2 separate regions of the Homo sapiens genome follow, and region 2 is linked to region 1. A link is a contact called in ENCODE Hi-C data. All regions are on one chromosome and are shown on one strand. The core of a region is the stretch at or near the end of the contact, and the rest is flanking DNA. Distances in the headings are between cores, read along the strand shown. Region 1 has its middle 42 kb from the start of LINC01107. Region 2 overlaps TRAF3IP1 (TRAF3 interacting protein 1).

Evidence for each region. Hi-C counts contacts between places; a loop is a spot of excess contacts on that map. Pooled maps may share reads with other maps.
Region 2: a loop to region 1 is called in a map of aorta, with 5 times the contacts of the local background. The contact joins two enhancer-like sites. A Hi-C loop is called at or near these places in 6 of 168 maps with a recorded cell type or tissue (Right ventricle myocardium inferior, aorta, ascending aorta and 2 more) and 10 of 50 pooled maps.

Annotation. Positions count from the first base shown.
Region 1 is chr2:238,594,338-238,599,828 of GRCh38, reverse strand. No RefSeq gene overlaps it. Among named protein-coding and RNA genes, the nearest start is that of LINC01107, 42 kb to the right of the region's middle. Within about 2 kb of position 2,533, at least 18 of the 41 ENCODE cell types and tissues checked have a DNase peak (open chromatin) inside an H3K27ac peak, as active enhancers do.
Region 2 is chr2:238,366,760-238,372,250 of GRCh38, reverse strand. The region is part of intron 15 of TRAF3IP1 (TRAF3 interacting protein 1); the gene reads right to left. Among named protein-coding and RNA genes, the nearest start is that of TRAF3IP1, 49 kb to the right of the region's middle. RefSeq lists a silencer at 4,620-4,823. Within about 2 kb of position 2,592, at least 3 of the 41 ENCODE cell types and tissues checked have a DNase peak (open chromatin) inside an H3K27ac peak, as active enhancers do.

The sequences.
Region 1 (5,491 bases), core at 1,284-3,783:
CTCAGGGCTGGCAGCTACCAGGCTACCCCAAGGAGGCCAACCCCCAGGCTCTCATCGTGGCTGCTGCCCCAGCATCCGTGGCAGCCCATCGCTACAGCATTGGTGGGGACATCTGCAGGCTCTGCCAGCCTGGAGCCCTGCCCTGCAGCTGGTGAGGCACCCCCACAAGGTGCCAGAGACCACCTGGTCCAACCATCACTTCCCACACAAACAAACCAAGATGCAGGTGTTTAGTTAGGCATCAACTAGCTTGGGTTAGTATCCGTTGCCTCCGGCAGCTCTTCCTTTCCTGGTCTGAGGGGCTCCAGTGAGGGCTCCAAACAGCCCAGAGTCTTATTACTTGTATTTGAAAACAAATGCACAAAGCCGCGGGAAGGGCAAAGCCCTCCCAGCACTGGCTGTGCCTAGTCCCTGCAATCTGACCTCACTGCTCCAATGCCATTAGCTCCAGAACAACCCCTCTTCTCCAGCAGCAAGGACTTCAGGACTCCCGGGCAGACCCACGCGGGGCAGCACCCCTGCAGATCCAAGCCTCATGCACTCTCTTCCACACCTGGGCCCCTGAGGCTCCTCCACGGACTGCTGCGTTTCCTATTTCTTCCAAGACAAAATGGACCCATTCACCTTTTTCCCTCATGTCCCTCTCTCCCTTCTCCTCCCTGGTCCCACTAAAAGTGTGAGCTTCCAATGCTTCCTGGGTTTGAAAAGTTTCACATGATATCAGTACACAGAGACAGTTCATTTTGGTATTTGGGCTCTTGTCAAGGTTAAAAACCAAAAAATGGATTGACCCATCACTAGACAAAATCAGAATAGTCAAAGAGGTGACGTCATGGGGGAAATTCCTAACTCACGCATGCGCCATGGTCTGTCTCCTGGTCTTTGTCATTCACACGTTTTAGATGAGCATTTATTTACTATGCCCATAATCTGTGCTGGGCACCGTGGGCCCAGAGATCCCTGAGGCACAGACCCTGTCTCCAAACGCAGGAAAACACAGAGATCGTGAGAAAGAATTGCAGCTTTCGTGGCAGAGTACACGGCACGCCTGTGTGGGGGTAGGCAAGGGCCTCTGAGCCAGGACAGGGTAGAAGGGACAGTGGAGGGTCAGGAACACCTTCCAGAGGGGCTCACAGGGAAGGAGAGGGAGGGAATGACCAGGGGAGAAACAGAAAGGAACAAGGCCAACTCCAAAGGCCAGAGCCCCTGGACACAGCGGGGCACAGGAGGCAGACAGGCAGAGCCAGGGATGGGGGATCCCACGGGGAACTGAGAGCGGGCACAGGGTTCAAGCACAGGCATGGCAGAATGTGCTGTGCATTGTTTCAAGGTCCTCTCGGTGGCTGCATAAGGAATGGACTGACTCAGAGTGACAGGGTGACCCAGAGACCCAAGAAAAGCGGCAGCAGGAGAACAACCTGTGGCACTTAAGATGCCCAGAGCCATCCTGCGTGCTTTGCAAACATGAGCCCATGAAATGCTTGCCACCACGCAGTGGGGTGGGCACTGACATTGCCCCGATTTACAGAAAAGGCATCTGGGACACAGAGAAGTTGGCCTGCCGAGGTCTGGGAGTGACCCCGAAAATGGAGCAGGGCCTGAAACCAGGCAGTGGTGAAGGGGTAGGAAGACAAATTTGGTACAGAAACACTTAGGACTCAGTGCCCAACCAGGGGCAGGAATCTGGGAGAGGTCTGGGATGACCCCCAGGTCCCTGGTTGGGGTAACTGGAAGAGCTCAGGGCTGTAGGGAGAAGAGTCTATTTAAAGGGGAATGGAGGGGTCCCACTGGGGGCGGGACAATTTGGGAACATTAGTGGGATGTTGGGGGAGGATTAGATCTATAAGTCATGGACACCCAGGTCAGCCCCAAAGGGTAAATGTGTGGGGTGAGTAGAGAGCTAAGAAGCCACAGGAGACCCCACATCACTGAGTCCTCCTGCCTGATGGCCCCTCCAGGCCTTGGGACAACCTGCCCTAGGATTCCTGATTCCCAGTTGAGGGGAGAGAGGCCTGGGGAGAGGCAGAGCTCTTAGAGCCCGGGAGGACATTCTTGCTTCAAGGCTCAAGTAGGGGGATGAGAAGGAGGACCCTTGGCCGAGAAATTTCATGCAGTAAGGAGGGCTCAGAGTGGCTTATGCGGGAAAGAGGAAGTTCAAGAGCACCATAAAGGGTTAGAATTTCAGAGAGGAAAAGAACCTCTTAACACTTCCAATAGGTGATTTTCTCTTAAAAAAAAAAAAAAGAAAGAAAGAAAAAGTTTAAGAAGAAACTTTACAAAGGGAAAACGTAATGTTCAACCTCTGGGCAAATTCTAGCGGAAAAAGGGAGAGAGAGGGGTGGGTGGGAGGCTAACACAATTTATGGGCCCTCAGAGCCGCGCCAGCTTGAGGTGGCGGAGCCTCTTGGCCCGGGGCCTGCCTGCTGACTTGAGCTTTGAAAAACAACTTCCTGTCAATAAATGTGAACAAAAGTTTGGACCCATCTTCAAAGTGATGAGTTATGCTGAAAGTATGTTCCTGCAAACGGGGGGAATGGATTGTTCCTGGCGCTTTGGCATTCAAGAGAGTTTATAAATAACCACTCAGCTCTGCTCGGGTTATGCCTGCTGGGAGTGCCCAGTGCCAGCAAGCAGAGGGAGACCTGGGGAGCGGGGCAGCACTCCCTGGTAGGGCTGGCACAAAGTGCCCAGAGAAGCGCAAGTCACGTCTTGGCGTGGGAGTAGGGGGCTTCCCCAAGCCTCTGTTCAGGGCTGGGCAACCGGGGACCCCCTGGACCAGCTCTTCCATTTGCATTTTGGAGGGAAAAAAGGAAGGAATGGATTCTACATGTGGTTTCCATCGGCCCAGAAAAGTAAAAACATGTGTCAGCGTTTCTAGCAGAAATGGTCCTTGTTATTTTAATGAGAAAGACCATAATTAGGGACAACAGTGAAAAAGAAGCCATGGGTCCCCTTTGTGCCCTCCCCTCAACCGATGGGGAGCAGTCGCCCCAATGAACAGTCCTCCTGCCCTTAACCTGCTCCACCAGCACGGGAGGAAGGGAGAAAGCTGGGGACAGGCAAGTCCTCCAGCTCCAACAGTTCCATTCTCAGGGCTGAAGGTGCCGCCCAAGCAGCTCATTTGTCAGCGTTTAAACATCATTACAACGTTAACGGCCTCTCTGATGCCAAAGAGTTGGCTTTGCACGCCTATAAATTAGAGTACATCAAACCAGAGTTTATTGAGTCTTGGCCAATCAGAAGTAAAACTTCCATAACTTTTTACAATTCTCTACATTCTTCCAATTATATTAAAATATTTATTTGCACCCTGCATGATATATATAAACGTTTTATTAAGAACATTTGAAACCTGGTTCTTTAAACAGAAAAAAGATCCACTCCATGCTGGCAGAGGTCCGGCCAGTATGTGCTGTGTCCAGTTGGTTTCATGGAGGGAAACAGCTCTGATTGGATTTTCGAGGGATTAGCAAGAAGGAGTGGCAGAGCACGAAGCTGGCTCCCAATTCATGGCTGCGCCTCCCTTAGCAAATCCCCTGCATTTGGTCGTGACACCAATGAGGAGCAGGTCCCTGTTTTGTCTCTGCCTGGGCTGGCCTGTCTGGAACAGTCTTCTAGGGTCACAGTGCACGTCTGCCTCTGGGCAGCTGCCTGACCCAGGCCTCCACGAGAGCAGGGAAGAGGCACAGAGACGTTCCATGATGGCTGGGTGAAGAAGCAGGCAGTCGGGGTGAGTTAGGTTAAAACCCAAAGCCCCTTCTGCCCGGCCCTTTCCTGGCTGTGTGCTGTGGGGCCTGGACTCCCCCTCTCTGAAGCTCAGTTTCCTGTCTCTAAAGTGGGTGTCACAATGACAGCCGCCACCATTCCTCCACTACCACAAGAATCATAGGTGGTGACCTGCCTCATATTCCCGAAACGTCTCTGCGCGGCAACATCCTCCTTTGAGCCTCGTCTCATCCCATCGTTGCCTCCTCCTGAAGGTCCTTCTGCTGCTGACACATCAAGTGCATGGGGACATCCGTAGCACGTGGCCAGCCAGGAGGACACTGAGGCCTGCCTGAGGCCCTATCTGTGGGTGTGATCATAACGCCACCAAGAACAGCTCTTGTGCTTACAGGGTGCTAAGTCCTGACCATCTCAGGACATCCTTCACACTGCCCTACAAGGTAGGGACTCTCGCTGCAGATGAGGGAGGTATCTCTCAGTGGGGTAAAGGGTTTGGCCAAGGCGGTACAGGTCGCCCTCAGGCTGGCCAGCGCGTAGCACTCCACAGCCACAGCAGACAGCATCACAATGAACTACTCAGGAGCAGGAGGGCAGGCTCAGGTCCCAGGAAGAGGAGTGTGGCCACAAGCAAGATTACCCGCCTGGCCTGGAAGGGACAACCGAGCAGAATTTGAAATAAGCAGCAGGGAAGAGATTCTGGTTTCTGTGGGGCCCTCATCAGAAACCCCATAGGGCCCTTCACCAGAAACCCTCTGCCTGCAGAGACCACCTGCAGATGGGGGCCTCAGCTGCCTGCAGTTGCCCAGGGCATGGAAGCACAAAGCTCATTTCTGTTACCACATCACTAACTGTAGGATTGGACCTCAACATGCATACTGGTTCTGGCACAAAAGGAGCTGATTTCTTGTTCTTGCAACTGTCCCAGGCAGGGGTTCCTGCTCAGCAGATGGTGCCTCTCCTAGAAGTAATTCAGGGACCAGCCACCTTCCATCCTAGGCCTCCATCACAGCCCTTGGGCCTCGCTGTGGTGTGCACCCCCAGCAGTCAGAAAAGAGGGAGACTGGGAGCACATCTCTGTGGCTGCAGGCGTCACTTTCTGCTGTTCTCTTGTCTACACTTTCTGTGTTTTGTTGGACAATCCAGTCGTCAGGCCGTGCCCACCTGTCATGTTGGATGGGAAATGTAGTCCAGCAGTATGTCCAGAGAGAAGGGAGAAATGATTTTGGTAAACAACCAACCATCTCCACTGCAGGTGATGCAGGCAAACCCAAAAACGGGGGCTCAGCCTGAGTTGGTTCTTGGCTTCATTCAGGGAAGAATTCAAGAGCAAGCCAACAGTGAAAGAAAGCAAGTTTATATAGCGTAGTGAACAGCAAGATGGCTGCTTCATTGGCAGAGCAGGGCTATCCCACAGGCAGAGGGGCCCAGAGTAGCACTTGTGGGTTGCTGGCTGGCTCTATTTATACCCACTCTTAATTATATGCTAAATAAGGGGTGGGTTATTCACAAACTTTCTGGAAGAGGGGTAGACTTTATCCAGTCTATCACTGATGGGCACTTGGGTTGGTTCCAAGTCTTTGCTATTGTAAATAGTGCTGCAATAAACATAGGTGTGCATGTGTCTTTATAGTAGAATGATTTATCGGAAATCCTTTGGGTATATACCCAGTAATGGGATGGCTGGGTCAAATGGTATTTCTGGTTCTAGATCCTTGAGGAATTGCCCCACTGTCTTTCACAATGGTTGAACTAATTTACGCTCAAG
Region 2 (5,491 bases), core at 1,343-3,842, 230 kb after region 1:
TAATGTAAATGACGAGTTGATGGGTGCAGCAAACCAACATGGCACATGTATACCTATGTAACAAACCTGCACATTGTGCACATGTACCCTAGAACTTAAAGTATAATAAAAATGAAAAAGAAAGTGGAGAAAAAAACTTTTAAATGAATGTTACTTTAATGTGATTTTACTTCCCTTGACTCCCTCAACCCTACCATCTATTATTATTATGTTATTCTTCCACAAAACTATTTTTTCAAGAACTAGTTTAGGGATTTTGCATTCAATTCTGTAGTTATACTCAATTCTATATGCTTAATCAGTTTCAATAATCAATTTTAATTCATTTCACCTATACCAATGCTGCCCAATAGAAATATGCAAGCCATATACGTAATTTAATATTTTCTACTAGTTTCACTTTAAAAGTAAAAAGAAACAGATGAAATTAGTTTCAATAAATTTTATTTAATGTGATATATACAAAATCATTTCAACATGTAATCAATATAATAATTTCTAATGAGATAGTTTATATTCTTCTTTTCCAACACCATATTTGAAATCTGGTGTGTGTTTTATACTTAGGATATATTTCAGTTGGGATTCGTCAGTTTTCTAATACCCCCACCACATGGGCGAGTGGCCACTGCGCTGGTCATCCCAGGCCCACACTCAGGCTTTCCTTAGGCTTAGGTTTGGAAGAATATAAGAACAATCTTTTTTTGAGCTCTTGCATTATCTGGATGTGTCTTCCACTGTTTTTATGTATGAAATGACAATCTAGCTAAATAGTAAGAATCTTGGGTCAGTTTCTTTCTCTCCAAATGTTGAAGCAACTGTTCCTTTTTCTTCTGGCATTTAGGGCCACAGAGAAGTCTACAGCAAATCTGACTTTGGTTCTTTTCAAAAGAACCTATTTTTTCTTGATGTACAATATACTTGTAGGATTGTTTTTGGTTGTTCCCCCCACCAAAAAAAACAAAAACAAACCGAAAAAAACACCTGATCTCAACAATACTGCCAATATTGTGAGTTTCCTTTTTACCTGGCACATGAAAGCCCTTTTCAAGTGCAGACTCATAGAAGGTCAAGCTTCACGCTCTTTACGAAAAGTACAAAGCACCTCTAAAAAACAGACTTTCAATGTCGCATTAACTGAGATCAGAAAGCTAGTAAACTTCGTTCTTATCACATTTTACTCAGAAATCTATATTACTGTCCAAACGACAAATGTCCAAATTGTGGCAGAAAACCACATTACAAGAGAACTATGCCCGCTCCCTAGCACTCAGAGGCCTCGTGATGGGCTTAAAGCACCCCCTGGTGTTAGCATGGGGCTCACCAGAGGCTACAGCATGAAAAATGTCCGTAATTCCCCTAAATGCACATAGCTTCGTTTTTCACCTCTGGCAAGTGCTTCCCCACATTTTATCATTCATTCCCTTCCACTTCCCCCTTTCTCTTCTAACTTCTGTTCAACTGGCGATGAAATTCATCTCTTCAACAGTTGATGACATGCACTTAACGTCCACTGCTATGCTAGCCACGAGAGGGAGATGAGAGGCACTGGTCTTCACCTTATGAGATGCCCATTCCAGGGGAAAGTCAGTAACTGATCTTCCCTCCTGAGCCATTTGGTCCTGAAGCCATGAAGTGGGCAATGCCAGGGAAGCATGTACACTAGGCTGGGGGTGGGAGAGCCCGGGGTAGGGAGAATGGAGGCAGGAGCCCAGCACAGGAGGGAGAGGGCACCCACACGGCCAGGGAGACCAGGTAGGGAGGGCACAGACATTTGCACACACACATGTACACACACATACACAGACATGCACATACACATATATCACAGACATAGCCATGCATATATACACATGTACACATGCATGCAGACATGCACACGTATACATGTATACACTCAGACACGCACACATACGCATACACAGACATGCACAATACAGACATAAACATACACACATGCACACACAGACACAGACATTCACATAGACATGCACACACATATATACACATGCACACTTACAGACACACATACACGTTCACATATATACACACATACATACAGACATGCACACACGCATATATAACAAACACAGACACATACATTTTCCCCCTCTAGCTCTGTTCACTGAGATGACCTGAGAGCTGAACCTCCAAAAGTGGCAAACACTCCATTCTCCAATCAAAGGACCCAGGTCTCCTGGGGAAATGGCTGATTCTGGGGCTGGAGCAGGGAAAGAACAGGATGAGCCAGAAAGCAAGGAACAGCTCAAAGAATGCTGGGCGCAGGCTGAAAGGACACAAAGCCAGCTTGAAGGAGCTCTCCAGAGCCAAATCTGAGGCCATCTGCGCATGAAAATCATGGCAGTAAGAGATTACAGCCCACAGAGTCCAAGTGGAAGGCACAAGCCCATAATGATACAAACAAATGATTAAACTTAGTGAAGCACAGGGTACTTCGATTGTACAAAGTACTTCCTCCAAAATGCTAGTAATTACAAAGAGAAAAGGAGCGGCTTGACTGCAGAGAAGCTGGCAGACAGCATCCACATCGAGAGGCCACGGAGAGCGTCTGCAGTCAGGAACAATCTGAAACCTTGAACCACTCAGCAAGACGCAGCAAAGGCAGCACAGCCTCGTTTCTGGAAGGTTTCGGCCCAGGATGCAAAGTCTGACTCTAATCACAAGGAAACACCACACAAACCCAAACCGGGGGCCAGTCAGGAAAATAGCTGTACTGTTCAAAACTGTCAAGGCCAAATCAAGGGAAGAGCACAGACTGTTTGAGACTGAAAGAAACTTACAAAACACCTAACTCATTCTGGACTGGATGCTTCTGCAACAAAAAGCAGCAGAGCCAGAAAGCTCCCGCATGGAAGACAGTGGAACGCGCTCCACTTTTAATATCACTACCATTAATCTCTGAAGGCTCTGAAGTTCCCAAAAGTGTCTTTCACAAGTGAATGCTTTGCCTGCTTCTAAACCCGCTTTTCTTAGAAAGCTAATTTCAAAATTGTTAAAAATATATATTTACTTTAATTGCTTGGTTATTACTATTAAAATAACAGCATTATTTTCTATCATTTTTTACTGTAAATGAACTCTACTTGTACAAAGTACTTTTATTGTAGTACAATAAAAGCTTTGTTAAGCTACCTAGAAACCCAGTCAGAACCCAAAATACTAATATACAGAAATTACTCCCAAGTTTTAAAAACTAACATGGTGCATCATGTAAGAGTATAGACACAGTGTATTTTATTTACAAAGTATTTATCAATGGCCAGGCGCAGTGGCTCACGCTTGTAATCCCAGCACTTTGGGAGGCCGAGGCGGGTGGATCGCCTGAGGTCAGGAGTTCAAGACCAACCTGGCCAACATGGTGAAACTCTGTCTCTACTAAAAATAAAAAAAAATTAGCTGGACATGGTGGCAGGCGCCTGTAATCTCAGCTACTAGGAAGGCTGAGGCAGGAAAATCACTTGAACCTGGGAGGCAGAGGGTGCAGTGAGCCGAGATCACGCCATTGCACTCCAGCCTGGGCAACAAGAGTGAAACTCCGTCTCAAAAAAAAATTATTAATAACAATATCTAAAATAAATGTATTTCTACTTTATTTTCATTTTTTTTCTTTAAGGGATTTAAGAATATTCCTGAAAATATAAAACTTACATAGAGCAAAGCCTGGTATAATACAAGCCCTTCACTAAGTGAATGTCAGTCCTGCCCTCTGTGACAAGTATTGTAAGTATTATCAAGAGGCTTTATTAGTTTAAAAGGGGTCACATCTGGGGATGGAGGAAGTCTACTGGCCAGAAGAAACCGTACGGAGATTTCAATCAGAAAAACCTTAATAACAGTCCAATATGAAAAATTATATATGCATCACTGCTATAAATAGGAAATCGAAGCATTTTAATGCCAAGAATCTTAGTGTTTCTTTACTCTAAAATATCCCCTATAATCCATACCCTGGAGAAAAGTAATAAAGTTGTGCCATTGTTTCGTCCATTTCAGCCCTCCTGAGCCTGCTTTACCCACATTAAATTAAAAACTCAATAAAACCTAATTCATTCAGCCAAGTCCTGTTCCTCTAGTGATAGCTCTTCACTGGAAGCTGCTTTTCAGGTCAGAAACAGACAGCAAGGAATAATAGATGGGAACTAGAAAAATACATGTGTGTCTCACAACAGTAAGCACAAGTGAATATGTTTTGGAAAGGACAAAAATACTAACTAACACTTTTTAAAAACACAAATTTCCCTTTTTTTTTTCAAAGGGAAGCTGAAGAAATATGGAATTTAAGGATTAAAATAATTCTCGAAATAAGTTGCTCCAAAAAAAGCAGCTCAACGCGCCCACCCCGCACTGAGACAGGGAGGCACAGGCTCCGGGCCTGGGGCATGCTGGAGCCGCGGTGCTGCTCCCTCCTGTGGTCAGAACCTGTACTTTGGGGCTAGATAAGAGTTTGGATCCAGGCTCTGGAGTGCAAGGCCTTGGGCAAGGGACTGAGACTCTCCTAAGCCTCAATTTCCTCAGCAGTGAGTTGTGGTGCAGGTGCAGGAGGCCATGCGTGGGAAGCCCTGCACAGAGAGGGCTCGGTGGCGCAGGCTCTCGGTCCCACCGCGGTCTCTCCCGTGTCCCACAGTCTCTCTGAGAAAGCTCAGTCCCACGAGGAGCAAGAGCTGTCACAGCCACCACCACATGCTAAGGGGACCCCAGCCCATGCTGAGCGTGCACCAAAGGCCCAAGCCCACTCGCTCAGCTAGGTCGTTTCTAAACCATTCCTTTCAAGGCCTAATGACTAACAGATTTTAACAATTTCATGATGTCTCACTGGGTAGCTTCTGAAGTCTTCACACCTCTTCAAACTAGTGAGATCCACATCTTCAGTCTTCTGTTGCAGGGCGCTGAGGCTTCTGAAACTTGTGCCACATCCCCTTTGATTTCTCTACTTACTGCTCTCCAGATACCTCCTACACTTCTCTCCACTGAGCTGGGGCATTGTTTAGTAGTCAATGTGACTAAATTCTATTTAATTCTAATCCTTATCCACTAATTTTCTTTTTTTTTTTTTTTTTTTTTTTTTTGAGACAGAGTCTTGCTTTGTCACCCAGGCTGGAGTGCAGTGGTGCGATCTCGGCTCACTGCAACTTCTGCCTCCCAGGTTCAAGCGATTCTCCTGCCTCAGCCTCCTGAGTAGCTGGGATTACAGGCACGTGCCACCACGCCCGGCTAATTTTTGTGTATATTTAGTAGAGATGGGGTTTCACCTTGTTAGCCAGGATGGTCTCAATCTCCCGACTTCGTGATCTGCCCGCCTCGGCCTCCCAAAGGGCTGGGATTACAGGTGTGAGCCACCACACCCAGCCTCCACTAATTTTCATCCTGGGGCTAACACAACATCATTCCCTCATATATCCATTAATGTGTCACAGTGAGTATATTTAAACACCAGGGTCTACACTACTTAGAAACTGAATTGACATCCAAG